Linked DNA regions of Homo sapiens: regions 1 and 3 are each linked to region 2. A link is a contact called in ENCODE Hi-C or POLR2A ChIA-PET data. All regions are on one chromosome and are shown on one strand. Each heading gives the region's core, a stretch centred on a gene start or an enhancer-like site at or near the end of the contact. The rest is flanking DNA. Distances are from core to core; before and after follow the strand shown.

Region 1 (4,462 bases), core at 240-2,739, 430 kb after region 2:
GGGCGCCAAGGCAGCCAGGTACACTTTGCAGCCAGATTCACAGCTTTGTCATTACTGCTTCCAGGCTTCATAAAGCAGCAGAGACCCCCTTTATGGGCAGAGTCATGCCCAGACTCCTCAGGGATATAGTGGGTGAGAGTGCAGCCTCCTCCCAGTGCCTGGTTCATCCCTTGCAGCCTCGATGATATCTGAAGCCCATGAGCACCCCCAGGGAGGTGGAGTGACAGGGGAGGACTCAGAGCGAGCTCAGGACTGGTATCCGGATGCTTAGCCCAGAACCCGCCACACGGAATCTGAGTCCTCTCCCAAAACTGGATCTCAGCAACCTTCCCTTGAACCACTGCCTGAGTATTCTTGAGAATTCCAGCTCCTGAGTTACAGACAAGCACGGAGCCTTTCCTCAAATCTGCATCCCCTCCTCCTGACCCTCCATCCCCACGTGCTGTCTGGCGTGTCTGGGGTACCTGATTCAATGGAATGAGTTTTATGCTTTTCTTTCTTTCTTTTACATACATTTAAGCTTGTATCAATATTTTTTGAAGATGTAAATTATCAAAAAGAAGGAATAATTACCGCCATCTTACTGTCTAGAGATGAAGCACTCGTCATTGGTGTATTTTTGGCATGATTTCTAAATATCATGTAATTTCTCATAGTAGGATCAGCCTGTGCATTGTTTTATAGCCTGAGTTTTTCACTTAACCCACCTCCTTTAGCATCTGTGCACATCTTTAAACTTTCTTCCCATGTCCTTCTCACTGAGCACACTGGATTCCCTTAGAGGGGCTTCCAAAGTGCGTTTGATCTTATTGCTGCACTCCTGCAGGGTTTCCAAGTTCTCCCTGTGAGACACGAGGCTGCCATCACCACCTCTGCCATCAAAGTTCTGCAGAATCCCCAGGCTTGGGTCCTTTTGAGAAGGTGTTCCCCAGAAAGAGTAGTCACCTTTGGATAGAAAACTCATCCTTGTTGAATTTCCCTCCTCTCTTCCACTCTGCAGCCCTCCTCAGCCCCTCTTTGGCATGGAGGCCGGTGTGCTGCATTGGTGAGCTATTACTCCAGGCAGTCTTCGCTCTTGCCTGCGGTCAGCAGTGCCTGGCTCAGGTCCCTGGACTGGACGCCGCCTGGCGGGTGAAAGGCTGAGTCCCAGCCGCATTCCCACCAGGGCTTTAGTCTTCAGAGCTGTCCAGTGCTTTGAGGAGTTAAGGAAGGTTTGGCAGCCTCTGAAACATTCTCTTTTAGCTGGGAAAATGATGTATTGCGGCACTCTCTTTTCCACCCCTGCCCCTGCCTTTTCTATCCCCCCGCCGCCTGGTTAAAAAACCCCAAAAATGTTGACTTAAGCCGCATTTATCTCTAGCAGTGGTTGCCGTCCTGGAATGGAGCCCTCTGCAGCTGCCTTCAATCTGGGCCTGTTAGGGGAGCGCTGGCTTTGATGTGTGAGCGCAACATTCTGCTTCTATACTCAGAAAGGAGCCGGCCTTGAATCCGTTCCAATGTGGGCAAGTGATTACAAACGCCCTGTCTTCAGCACAGAGAGGAGCACATGGTCCTGGTCTCCCCGTGGGTCTGTGGTCCTGGCAGGTGGTGGCTGCGGGGGACGGCAGTCGTGTCAGTGTTCCCTGGGGTAGTTGCTGTCCCTGAGGAGAGGGAAGAATATCTCGCGGCACACAGTGTGGCTGCCTGCCGGAAGCCTCACTATGGTGTTTTAATCCTCGAGAGAGCCTGTGAGCCCATTTTAGAGATAAAGAGAGCAGATCCAAAGAGAAATCAAAAGCTAGTAACTGGCCAGGGACCCTGGTAGCCTTCTGGCGTACACTGTCGGCGATGGCAGCTGTGGCTCAGAGTGTGTCTTGTGCTCGAGACCGTGCGGGACAGGGCTCATACCCTTGACTTTCCTCTTTGAGACTTTGAGACTCAGTGAGACTGGGCTGAGTCTCACTGGGTGCCCCACCTCCTCGTCACACAAGAGGGCTGTGGGTGGGGGGATTTCTTACCCTAGCAGGATGTACCTGCTCTTTCAGGATCAGACTTGCTGTGATGGTCTAAGGGAATGCCCACAGCAGCATATGTGTCCCTGGATTTGTATTGTCACCACCAGGATTGTCCCCACAGTACTCTTCAGGGAGGCTCTGCAAAGCTCTGGACCCCCATGTTGCTGAGCCCTATGGAGAACATCTCATTTTCCTCGCTGGACATCTCTGGAGCGTCGGTGTCAGTGGCCACACTCCCCATTGGGGTGCTTTCTACTTGCTCTCATAAGCCTCATTCCCTTTCACTTTCCCAGTCTGTAAAGTGGCCTGTTGTAATTGGATGACTCTAAAGATACCTCCCTCCAACTCTGAGATTTTTGTTATCATACACACCATTTGTCATATTCACGCATCTCATATTTTCTTGGGAATTGCCATGGCTCTGATGCTGGGGTGGGCGCAGGAAGAAACACAGCAGACCCTCTAATTGGGAAGACACAGATATACATCAGTTGTTGCCACAGGGTGCACCGTGTACCATAATTGGGTACCAGGAATTAGGAAAGAATTGAAGAGAAACAACCACTTTGCCTGTACAATCCAAGGAGATTCACGAAGAGGACAGCCCTTGCAGGTAGGGAAGGCAGACAGGGTATGCCTAGCCCTGGGCATGGGGCATAGGCGAGCAGCACATATTCACGGGGTGGAAGTGTGTTCCGCCTGGCTGGTGTGTGCAGGAGGAAGTAAGAGGTGCTGTGTGTGGTGGATCGTGAGATCGGGGGAATGTCAGCTTCCTTTCCTGAGCCTGGCTTCTTTGCTGGGTGACAGTGAGGATCCCAGGTGCCACATGACTGGAGGATACAGAAAGATAACAAAGAGGCTGGAGGACGCCCTCTGGGAGGCAGAGTCTGGAGAGGAAGGAGAGTAGAGAATGGGCTTCTGGACTCCCCAGCTAAGAACTGACGGAGGCCTGGACTTGGATGTGGCTCTGGCGATGGAGAGTAGGGGCCTTTAGATATTTAGGAGGTAGATGAGTGAGACTCTATGACAGATTTAGAGGAAGGGTTGAGCAGCAGGGAAGCTTCAAGAATGTCTGAGGGTTGGAGATGAAGGCCTGCTCTGTCACTCTTGTCCTTGGTTTCTTGCCTTGACCTAGGACTTTTTGAGTGCAGCTCAAACTTACCAATCCAAGAGTGTGCAGGACGAGGGCCGTGGCATTGCCAGGCCTGGGCTCTGCCACTTTAAGTGGATACCTTGATGAACATTCCCAGAATCCACGCTTTGGGGCTCCCATGGGGCTGCTAGAGCAGGCAGACAGAGGAGATTCACATTTGTCTGCAGCCTTCGCAATAAGACACAGTCCTGAAGTGGCCATACCGCGTTCTCAGAGTACTGTTCCGAGCTCCAGGAATGGGCTACCACGAGGACATGTTGGGTCAGGAAGTGCTGGCTGCAGTGTGCAGAGCTGGCCCGGAAGTGCCAGATCAAGCTGAGACCATTCAAGTATTGCCACTTTGAAAATGGATTTGAAAACTTTCCTCCCCAGACATTGTTGGGTTTTAAGATTTGGAAATTGAAGTAAACTTTGACAACTTTAGTGGAGGAGGGGGCCGATGGCACCTGACAGATCCTTCAGTCTTGGCTCTGCTTTTTGCTGAGTGCTTGGGTATACACAGTGCCTTGTGTCTGCAGCCTCGGTCCTTGTTGGCAACGTGGAGTGCTGTCCCCCAGCATTGAGAGCTGCTCCAGGGCTCTTTGCATGGTATTCAGCCACCCTATGACATTTGACTCTGCACCAGGCAGAAGAATATTTCTTTAGGTCTTGTCCCCAAACCAGGCTTTTCTAAGCATTGCTTGCTTAGATAGCTCCAGTGAAAAGCAGCTGTCATCAGGCAACTGAAGTTGTATGAGACAGAAACGGGCCAGATGGGCGGGTAGTCCTGTTCTGAGCCTGAGATTTCCTCCCTCTGCATCTCTTGATTGTGAATTGAGGCAGCAAGCCTTCAACCCACAAACACCAAAGGACCCCCTTGCAGGCGTGATCGCAGACCAAACAGCAAATCTTCCTCAATGTCACCTGAGAGAGTGGCCTGGGGGCGCCGGCTTCCTCCTGTCTCAAGTGCGAGAGGCGTACCCTCTGTTAAAACCAGGATCAAGTCATGTGGGTGTTACTTTCAAAAAATTGATACACTCCATCAGAAGAGGAGGGTGGCATTGGGGGCAGTCAAAAGAGTTGTTCCAGTCCCTGAGCCGCCATCTCATTAAGTGTTCGTTACTTTTCGAATCCGACAGGAATCAGAGGAATTGGCTCAAGTTGTATGTTGTCCTGTACAAGTTTGCAGAAATCAGCCCACAAGAGTGGCCTTAATAGTTAAGTAGCATCACCCCCTGGGACAGAGAAAGAGGTGCTGAGAGTTGGCTGGATTTGTCCTGGGTCCTCAGGGTCCTCCCAACCCCCAGTCGGCACACAAACCTTGGGCCTCCTCTGC
Region 2 (5,019 bases), core at 319-2,818:
GGCCATTGCACTATTCCATAGCCTGTGTGCACCTTCCCCATGTTTCACATCCCACATATGAAATACTGGAAAGATTGTCACCATTTCCCTGGTAGTAATAAAACCCCCTTCCATTCACAGACTTTGGACACGTTCTTAGCATCTCGTTTGGGGTAAATAGCAAAACAAGGATATTTGAAGGAATTTTAAGTTCTGTGCCAAAACAGGGTCTTGCAGTTTCTTTTTTGCTGGAGACCTCAGAGTTCTTCTATCAAAGCCTATGGTTGCAGTTCGTAATAACTGACACTCAATTTCTAACAGTTTTTTTTTTTCCTTTTTGAGACAGTTTTGCTCTTGTCACCCAGGCTGGAGTGCAATGGCGCCATCTCAGCTCACTGCAATCTCCACCTCCCAGGTTCAAGCGATTCTCCTGCCTCAGCCTCCCAAGTAGCTGGGATTACAGGCATGTGCCACCACGCTTGGCTAATTTTTTTGTATTTTTAGCAGAGATGGGGTTTCACCATGTTCGTCAGGCTGGTCTTGAACTCCTGACCTCAAGTGATCCACCCGCCTCGGCCTCCCAAAGTGCTGGGATTACAGGTGTGCGCCACTACGCCCGGCCTTCAGTTTCTAACACCTCTCAAGTTCTTGATCATTTCTCAAGCTGTTCATTTGCTTCTTCCTCCTTCTTTCTATAAGTAGTAGATGTTGATCATAGGTAAATCTAGCAGAACTGAAAAGTGTAAAGCAGAAAAATTTCCGTGATACCACCAGGCAAAGGCAAGCATGATAGCATTTTGTTGTGTCATATTTCTTTTCCATGTCTCAGTGCTTCTAAAATTGGGATGCATATTGTCATCAACAGGTGCATTTAATGTAGTCTTCTTTTTTTTGAGAGTTGTTCTTGAATCCATGGTTAGGCTTTATTTTCACCTGCCACAAACAGTCAGTCTGATAGTCCTTTCAAGGCAGTGTGGCTTTGAATTATAAAGTGCATGATATGAAATAATATTGGTTCTTTGCTATGATTTCAATGCTGGTAAATACAATAATTCAGTGTGTTCCAGGAGTTACCTTATTTACTCTGGTGAATATTTAAAGACACATTTATGCAGCAACTCTATCAGTGTGTTTGTTGCCTTTGACTAAGTAATTCAATTTGACGTAAATACTTTTTGGTTGGATTTTTTGGCAGAAGTGAGTGGCTGGAAAGTCAATTTAATCTTATCAATTATTTCAGAACATATTTATCTTTATTTTTGTGAGAGAGGGTTATTCATACGCAGCAAGATAATGGCTAATGGATATTGTCCCCTTTGTCAGTGTTGTGACCCACTCGTAAGGTAAGACCTGGAAGTCCCAGTGCTATGAGTCTGGGTGTTCTGTAGCTCAGTAATCCAAGTTGTTTTGTTTTTTTTTTTCTGCTGAGCATTGTAATAGTGAAATTAAGTGGAATTTTCTGCCTCCTCATTTGTGAAACCAGCAGTTATTTCCATCCATGACCAACTTTTCAGCTCTCCTATCCGTGCAAGTGCACAGCCTGTGCCAGTAGGTGGTGCTGTGTGCAAAACAAAGTGATAATTTGGGTCCTCAATGGAAATGGAAATCTAAACATGAAAAACCTCTGGCTTTTGCTAGTTTATTTTTCATCTCACATTTCACAAGTCAACATTATTTGACATATTTCTCATATGAATTGTTGCTTCTTGATATTCAAATCAGAAATATCGCAGCTGAGATAATGTTTGTGAGATCTCTCAGGTGCACATGAGATTGATGTGCTCACATTCACAACTCCTGGATTTACATAGACCTTATGTTTCCCATAGGGATGCAAAACCTCACTGCCTCTGGGTGCTCTGGCCACCAGGCAGGGATATTCAAGTATCCTGGTTGGTAATGGAATGTTTAAAGTGGACCCTCTCCGTCTCACCCCCTAGCCCCCAATACCTAATCCTGAAACATCAACAACAACTTAGGGTTTGGCATTTACTAGCATTCCAGATAGAGAAGCTAAATAAGCCCAGGAGTGGAAATGGATGAAACAGAGTTCCGAGACTGGGCCCCCAACTCATGTTTGGTTGCCAGGTGACTCTGGCAAGTGCTCGGACTTAGCATCTTCATCTATAAAGGGAGGGAACTGGACTACTGAGTAGTCATTGCGTTCTTGGATTTTGCCATATTTAAGTTGTATTTGAAGTGTTTCTGAACTTATGAAAGACTTCATGAAGTTCCAAAAAAAAATAATAAAACAAAAAATAAACCAGCAAATAAAGCACCAATCAATGAAGCAAGCGTTCTATCCAAGTGCCATAAAAGTAAAATAACAGCTGATTTTATCTTTTGCATTGTTTAGCCAGCTTTGTGGGCTTATTTTATATAATTGCGGTAACTAATACAGACAGGGCCAGAATACTCCTGGCTCATTTGGTTCACTACCTGCACTTTGGGTGTGCCAGGAGTGAGGTGTGAGATGTCTGCAGTCTGGCCATTGGGCCTTTTGGCTTTGGGTTATTTTCAGGGCTTTTTAACTTAGTTTCTTAATGTTATTCCAATAGGGAAGCAAGTGTCAAGAAGTGATACCATTTCCCCGAAAGTGGTGCAAACTCAACATGGCTATAATGTCTATACTTTATTCTTTAAAAACACAGAAAATGGATCATATTAGTTGCTATAAATGTACAATGTTTGTCGTCAAATCATCTTGCTTCCCACAGCAGATGCTCAACACTTTCCTCTGTTGAAAATTCACCTCCAGCCATCCTTTGCCTCTTTCCTACCCTCCCGCCCTTTTCACTGCATCTCTGTGCCCCCTGGCTCATTCTTCCTTTCCTTTGGCGTGAATATTTGCAGAGATGTATCTGCTCACCTTATGCCTCCCATCTCTGTCTCCATCTGTGTTCTCCTTTCCTGATGCCTCTCTGTTGCTTCATTCCACCCTCTGGGTGCTCTGGCAGGCCTCCAATTTGCTCTGCATTTGATAGTTTGACAAAACTTGTAGAGAAGTCCAGAGTTAAGAACCAGCACCCAATAAAAGACCTGCAAAGATTAAGTTCTAAAGATGTATAAACCAATGAAGATCAAATACTTGAAAGGATAAGAGATCATTTCTTCGTAAGAAAAAAGAAATAAAACCAGTCAGATAAATTAATTCACTAGACTTTTACTCATACATGCTATGGAAATTTTTTTTTTGAGACAGAGCCTTGCTCTGTTGCCCAGGCTGGAGTGCAGTGACGCGATCTCGGCTCACTGCAGCCTCTGCCTCCCGGGTTCAAGGAATTCTCCTGCCTCAGCCCCCCAAGTAGCTGAGACTACAGGCGCCCATCACCATGTCTGGCTAATTTTAGTGTTTTTAGTAAAGACGGGGGTTTAGCCATATTGGCCAGGCTGGTCTCAAATTCCTGGCCTCAAGTGATCTACTCACCTCGGCCTTCCAAAGTGCTAGGATTATAGGCCTGAGCCACCGTGCCCAGCCATATGGAAATTTTCGAACACATTTATAGTATATACAGATTATTGGTTGAGGCTACTGCATCTCTTTATTACTCTATACACTAGTGACATTTATTTGTCTTTGATTTTTTTAATATTGTCCAATTATTGTCATGACTATCAGGTTTTTAAAAACTTTTTCTAAATTATCTGCAAAATCTGCTCTGAATCAACAGTGGAGTGTCCGTTCTACACCTTACCTGTAAACATAGTCTTTGTGGTGTGCTGGAAACAGTTAATAACTGGAGAACAAAAGCACTGATTTATAGCATCTGCCAGCCAATTTCCGTGGTGTAAATCCTCCCACCATGGTTTTTTTGTTTGTTTGTTTGTTTGTTTTAGATGAAGTCTCACTCTGTCACTGAGGCTGGAGTGCAGTGGCATGATCTTTACTCACTGCAACCTCTGCCTCCTGGGTTCAAGCGATTCTCCTGCTTCCTGAGTAGCTGGGATTACAGGCGCGTACCATCACGCCCAGCTAATTTTTTGTATTTTTAGTAGAGACAGGGTCTCATCATTTTGGCTAGGCTGGTCTCAAACTCCTGACCTCAGATGATATGCCTGCCTCAGCCTCCCAAAGTTCTGGGATTACAGGCATGAGCCACCACGCCCGGAACCACCATGGTCTTTCACACCACCAATGTGACATCACTGAACATGGAGTTGGGAGGAGTTGTGCAAAATTGGCTCTCACAGTAAGAGTCGGCTCCAGGCCTGCTGTCTACAGCCCAACTTTGCTCTCAAGCCTCGTTTACCAAAGCCATGGCCATCATCTGAATGATTCATAGTGTGTTCATTCTTTGGAGTAGTCTGGATCTGGTGCTGGACCAGGCATTCAACTGTGTGTACTTGGGTGACTTTCTAACTTCTTCTCACCTTATGACAAAATTCCTTTTCCTGAGAACTATTTTGGTCTCCCCTTTTTGTGGAGAGAAACCTGGATGAAACAGCCACATCAGAGCCATTTCTGTTTGCTGAGGGCATGTTGATGAGCACCCCATCCTTTCCATTCTTCAGTGACTCTTCATGGGAAGCTATGTATGAGAAAGTTTTTTAGAGTTAGGTGAGAGGTACTTTGCTTTCTCGTAGGAACACTTGATTTTATCCTTTTGCCTCTGGCTGTAGCTCAGAGCCAAATGGACACCCTGCTGCTGCCATGCACAGCCTTGGCCTGTGCATGTGGCTTTATAGCAGTGTCTGAGCAAACTAAAAATGATAAATTTCATTCATTTGATGTTATTTCAGTGCTCCCTTAAATCAGTTCCTTGGTGGAAAAATGAAGCATATCTATAAACATAATGAAGAAGTTAATTGGAAAGAAAACAGACTAGTGTTTGTGCCAACACTGCACTTCATCTATGTCTTCACATCTGCCACTCACAGGCATCTTGGGAGGCCAGTCACATGCTGCGCCCAGTCGGCAGTCAGTGCAGAGAGAGGACTGGGTCTTGGTCTGTGTGTCCCAGAGCCTCCCTTGTTTACCCTAGCCCCGGCGCTCCCTCTGCACCAGCCCTGTGGCCCCGACACCTTCCCACCCTTCAGGCT
Region 3 (4,391 bases), core at 664-3,163, 490 kb after region 2:
GAGTGCCATCCTGGTCACAGTCACCCTTCCTGGGCCTGGCTGCCCCATGCTGGTGCCGCCCCGTGCCGCCTTCCTCTCTGCTTGGGGAGTGACAGGCACGGGAAAGGCCAGTCCATCCGCTTCCGCTGAGCCTGCTCTGTCCGTGGTCAGGCATTTCCGACAGCATCATTTGCAGGAGCTGCTGCTCTGCAACACATAAACAACCAGGGAGGAAATGCCTACTCAGACCTTTGGGAGGAAGGTCCCAGGGATCTTCCTGGCCCATGTGCGGAGCGGTGGCCCTGAGGGTCCCAGGCAAGCCGTGTCCCTCTTGGGGTAGGGCATTGACCTGCCCACTCTTCACAGGTTGATGAGTGTGCCAGGGTCGTGCAGGGGCTGGACCGGCCAATGGCTCGGCTCAGGCTGGGCAGCAAGCTGTGCTGGAAGCACAGGCGTGCACAGGGGCTGTAAGAAAGGAGGCAGCCCAGGAGGAACGGGGACCTGCTCTTCCAGGGAGAGCTTTCTAGGGGAAGGGGTGACACACCAGCATTTGAAGAGGGAGTGGGATTTTGCCAGACACAAGAGACAAGAGAAGCCAGGAGTGAGTGTCTGTTCTGTGCTTCCCCTTGTGAAAACCCTGAGTAATGTACCGTGTCTCTAAGGCCCAGACACATGACAGGCCCCTATGTTCTGCCATGTGGACTGGGTTATAGTCAGATTTCGGGTCACGGGAACAGAGCACTTTGACTTGACTGAGGGAGATGGTGTTCCAAATGCTGAAAAAAATGTGGGGTCACTTGAAAAGGGCTTTGTAGAATGTATAGGAGTTTTTCAGCAGTTGGCTTAGGAGTTTGGCCTTTTAGATGAGAGAAGCATATGAGCAAAGAACATGGAAGAAAGGGGACACAGTGCGTAGAGGCTGCCAACAGCCTACAGTAGGTGCCAGCCAGGCAGAACAGGCTGAGGGATCCAGAATCAGGCTCTAGGACAGGGTTTGGGCAGGATGTTATAGCCCATTGGGGCCCGGAAGAAAACCTGCAGGGTTTGAGCAGTGCAGTGACAGGGTGGGATTTGCATTGGAAGGTCCCCTGGGCTGCCTTGAGGAGTGAAAGGCTTCCAGCCTGGTGGCCAGGCCAGATGAGAGGCAGATGGCCCCATCCAGAGGAAAGGGACATGGGTGTAGGCTCCTGCCGGGGTGGGGGGCAGAGGACTGACTAGGGACATCCTTGTTGTTAGAGACTGTTCAGGCTTCCACTTCCTCTCTGGCTAGTTGCTGGAAGCCTCTCTCTGCTGTGAGTGTGGGGTCCCAGGGGAATGGGGGTTTGATTTTGGAGGGGCAGGTTTGGGGGCATGGTGGGCAGGTCCTGCCGCTTGTGCCTTGGGTGATGGCTGGCCTGAGGCTGAAACTAAGCCTGGTTGGGTTTCAGCAGGGAGGTTGCAAGAAATTAAAGTTGGGGGAGGAAAAAGTGAAAAGAAATGAAAAGGAAGCAAACCGCAGCAGTGAGCAAGGCGGGGCCAGGGCCGTCTGGAGGCACTGACTGGGCAGGCCGCCCGCGACAGCCAGCAGCAGCTCAACAATCCCGGGATTCTTTCCCGGGCCTGAGCTCTCTCGGCCGCCCTCTGAATGGGCCTCTTTGGAGGTGGCCGCCCCGCCCCCTGCACGACTCCCTCGGGACAGGCCGGAACACAGAGCCCTGCCTGGGTGGGTGGGGGACGCCACCGCTGGGACAGGGACTCGGGACTCTGCTCACCACGTAGGGCTGCTGGGGACACAGCCCAAGGAGTTCCCTCTGTCTGGCCCACATCCTCCCAGGCCCTTCCATGGACTGACCAGGGTCCTGGGTGCCAGGTAAGCTGTACATTGGGACTCATTGCTTCTTCCTGCTCAGTCCCTACACGCCTGGTGTCTTCTGTGCTCCTGGCGCCTCTGGCCCGGATCCAGTTGCCCTTGCTGAAACTTGATCTCCTGGGCTCCAGTGGAGGGGGGTGGGGAGGGGTATGAGGTGGGATGCAGAGGTCACTGGGCCAGGAATCCTGGGCAGGACTTGGGAGGAGGGCTGATTGTTCCAAGAGTCCCCTTGTCACTTGATGACAGTTCTCAAGTCGCCAAGGCTTTGGGACAAAACGCCCCAGCCCTTGAGCCTGGAGGGCTAGTCCTTCCAGAAGAAAGTCATGCTTTGTCTTTGCTGAGATTCACTCAGGGCTAACAAAAGCCTGGTTTACAGATGTGCAGCTTTTCTGGAACAGGACTGCTTCCTAGCACAGTGCATTCCTTTACTGAAACTGATAAAGCGAGCCTGCCCCATTCCAGGGCTGTCACCGCCCCCACCCCAGTTCCAGGGCCCTTGAGGGATCCCGGGCAGCGGGCAGCAGGACCTTCAGAGGACCAGAAGGCTGCACTTCTGAGCACCCAGCACAGTTGTTTCTACTAAATGCCGAAAGCAAGCGTTAGGATCAGGCGCTGGGTTCTAAAATGAGATTTACTGTTGTCTCTTCTGTGGTTGAAGCAAGCAAAGAGAGTATTTCTAAACGAGTTCATGTCATTGAAAAAAACAAAAACAAAAACCCATGCATTCACTGAAAGAACCTGCTCAGATTATGTTAACAGAGCTTCTGGACCTAGGGGCTTTGTTTCTTCACTGTCCCTTCCCTCCCAAATGTCTGAACTGGGGCTGGGGCTCTGTGGGACCCTGGGAGAGTCAGCCAGGCACTGGGGGTAGCACGGGCAGGGCTGGCGCCTGGGCCCAGGGTGGGCCTCCTGGGCATCTGCTCCCTCCTCTGCGTGGCTGGCCTGTGATTCTGCTGGCCCTGCAGCCGACACAGCGTGTGTGTGTGTATTCCAGCTGGAAGGATGGGGAAGATTAAGAGGGAGCGAGGGGAAAACCCAGAGCTCTTTATTGTGAAACGAGCACTGCAGCCGCTCTGAGACAAGCCCAAGTGGCTCAAGGTCCAGCTTCTCCTTCCCAGGCTGAAAATCTTGCCCAGTATCCCTTCCAGGATTGATGGATTGCTCTCCAGCTGATGGAAGATGCTATCTTTTCAAAAGTTTCCTGTCCTTTTAATGTATTTTATATACATTAGTAATTTTTCATGAATTCCATATGCGTGTCAGTGTATTAGAGATTGTCTGGTTAGGACGGACATAGTTTTCTGACTTTGGAGGTGAGATTAAAAGAATTTTGGTCCACCTATTTCGAGAGAGGGGTGATTTTCTCCCTTGGCCAACCTGTAGCCATGGTGGCCCGTGGGGAGCCTGGTGCTGTCTTCTGCTGGGGCTTCCTGCACTCTAAGGGGGAACCTCAGTGACAGGGCTCTAAGTTGCTCCCAGAGTACCTGTGCCTTCCTAATCCCCAGGGCAAACCTGTGCAGAAGGTTCCTTGTCCTCCTGTAGGGGCAGAGTAATTGTATTACATTCTGCGTTCTGACTCAGACCCTGCTGGTGGGAGGCAGGGATGTCTTGTGGAAAGAACATAGTTTTCTGAGTCCAACAGATGAGTTGGCTTCCTTTGAATAAGCTTCTTAACCTCACTTTTCAGAATCTGTTTCCTCATCCATAAGATGATTTGCATGTGGAAATGTTTGTATGAGGATTAAATCAGATAACACCTATGTGTGGGTTAGCAGAGTGCCTGGTGTATAGTAGGCACTCAGAGAAAGGGAGCTGTAATTCTGATTTCCATTTTACTTTCTTTATATGAAAAGTTGATATGTGTCATATAAACAGGATTTTACAACAGTCCCAAGAGCTGTGTGATTTAAAAGCTGTTGACATTCAGATTGGCACCTGTACTGATGGCAACATTTCTCCAAAAGCACAGTGAAAGCTCCCGTGGTTGGAGCTGGGATCTGATAATCCGCATGGTTCTAAAAAGGCAGTTTGCAGCCAGGACCATGCATCAACATAGTTCTAACTGCTGCGCACTTTGACCTTCTCTCCTCTACCCTTCTGTTTCCACTTCCCTGTCTTTAAAAAAAATAACATCCAAGGCAATCAAGCTGCCTAGTTGATGTAGGATCAGGACAGGAAGCCTGGTGGGTGTGATGCATGGAAGGTGGTCTTACTGCTGTCAGACACAGGTCTGGGATGGCTCGAAGTCCTGTGGTCTGATGAGAATACCATGCCCATTTTGTTTACATTAGGCTCACCTGAGACAGGTGGCCTCTCCCTCCTATCAGGAGGGACTGTAAACAGAATGAGTTTACAGTAAGAGTCAAGGGACCAGAAGGTCCCCGTCACACAGCACACTCTGCCTTCTTGCTCCGTCCCATTGCTCACTGTGATTTTACCAGGAGATAACCTAAGAACGCAGGACTAAGAAATCACTGGAATGTCAACTTCTCGTTCCACCACGAGATAGCAGAGTGGCCTGTGGCCTTCCTTGAGCAGTGTTCTCTGTGGACATATGATTCTT

What was found. Hi-C counts contacts between places; a loop is a spot of excess contacts on that map. ChIA-PET counts read pairs that join two places held with the same protein, here RNA polymerase II (POLR2A). Pooled maps may share reads with other maps.
Region 1: a map of IMR-90 shows a loop between it and region 2 (12-fold over the local background). The contact joins two enhancer-like sites. A Hi-C loop is called at or near these places in 5 of 168 maps with a recorded cell type or tissue (IMR-90, ascending aorta, dorsolateral prefrontal cortex and 2 more) and 12 of 50 pooled maps.
Region 3: a loop to region 2 is called in a pooled map, with 2.7 times the contacts of the local background. The contact joins two enhancer-like sites. A Hi-C loop is called at or near these places in 4 of 50 pooled maps. POLR2A ChIA-PET finds 5 or more read pairs at or near these places in 2 of 52 experiments (OCI-LY7 and WTC11).

Annotation. Positions count from the first base shown.
Region 1 is chr7:47,389,324-47,393,785 of GRCh38, reverse strand. The region is part of intron 16 of TNS3 (tensin 3); the gene reads left to right. Among named protein-coding and RNA genes, the nearest start is that of SNORD151, 73 kb to the left of the region's middle. Within about 2 kb of position 1,489, at least 8 of the 41 ENCODE cell types and tissues checked have a DNase peak (open chromatin) inside an H3K27ac peak, as active enhancers do.
Region 2 is chr7:47,816,025-47,821,043 of GRCh38, reverse strand. The region is part of intron 46 of PKD1L1 (polycystin 1 like 1, transient receptor potential channel interacting); the gene reads left to right. PKD1L1-AS1 (PKD1L1 antisense RNA 1) reads right to left here. Exons shown (of 4, transcript NR_161269.1): 3 at 2,849-3,018; 4 at 1,197-1,537. Among named protein-coding and RNA genes, the nearest start is that of PKD1L1-AS1, 23 kb to the right of the region's middle. Within about 2 kb of position 1,568, at least 3 of the 41 ENCODE cell types and tissues checked have a DNase peak (open chromatin) inside an H3K27ac peak, as active enhancers do.
Region 3 is chr7:47,325,418-47,329,808 of GRCh38, reverse strand. All of the region lies in intron 20 of TNS3 (tensin 3), which reads left to right. Among named protein-coding and RNA genes, the nearest start is that of SNORD151, 140 kb to the left of the region's middle. RefSeq lists an enhancer at 2,643-3,248. Within about 2 kb of position 1,913, at least 29 of the 41 ENCODE cell types and tissues checked have a DNase peak (open chromatin) inside an H3K27ac peak, as active enhancers do.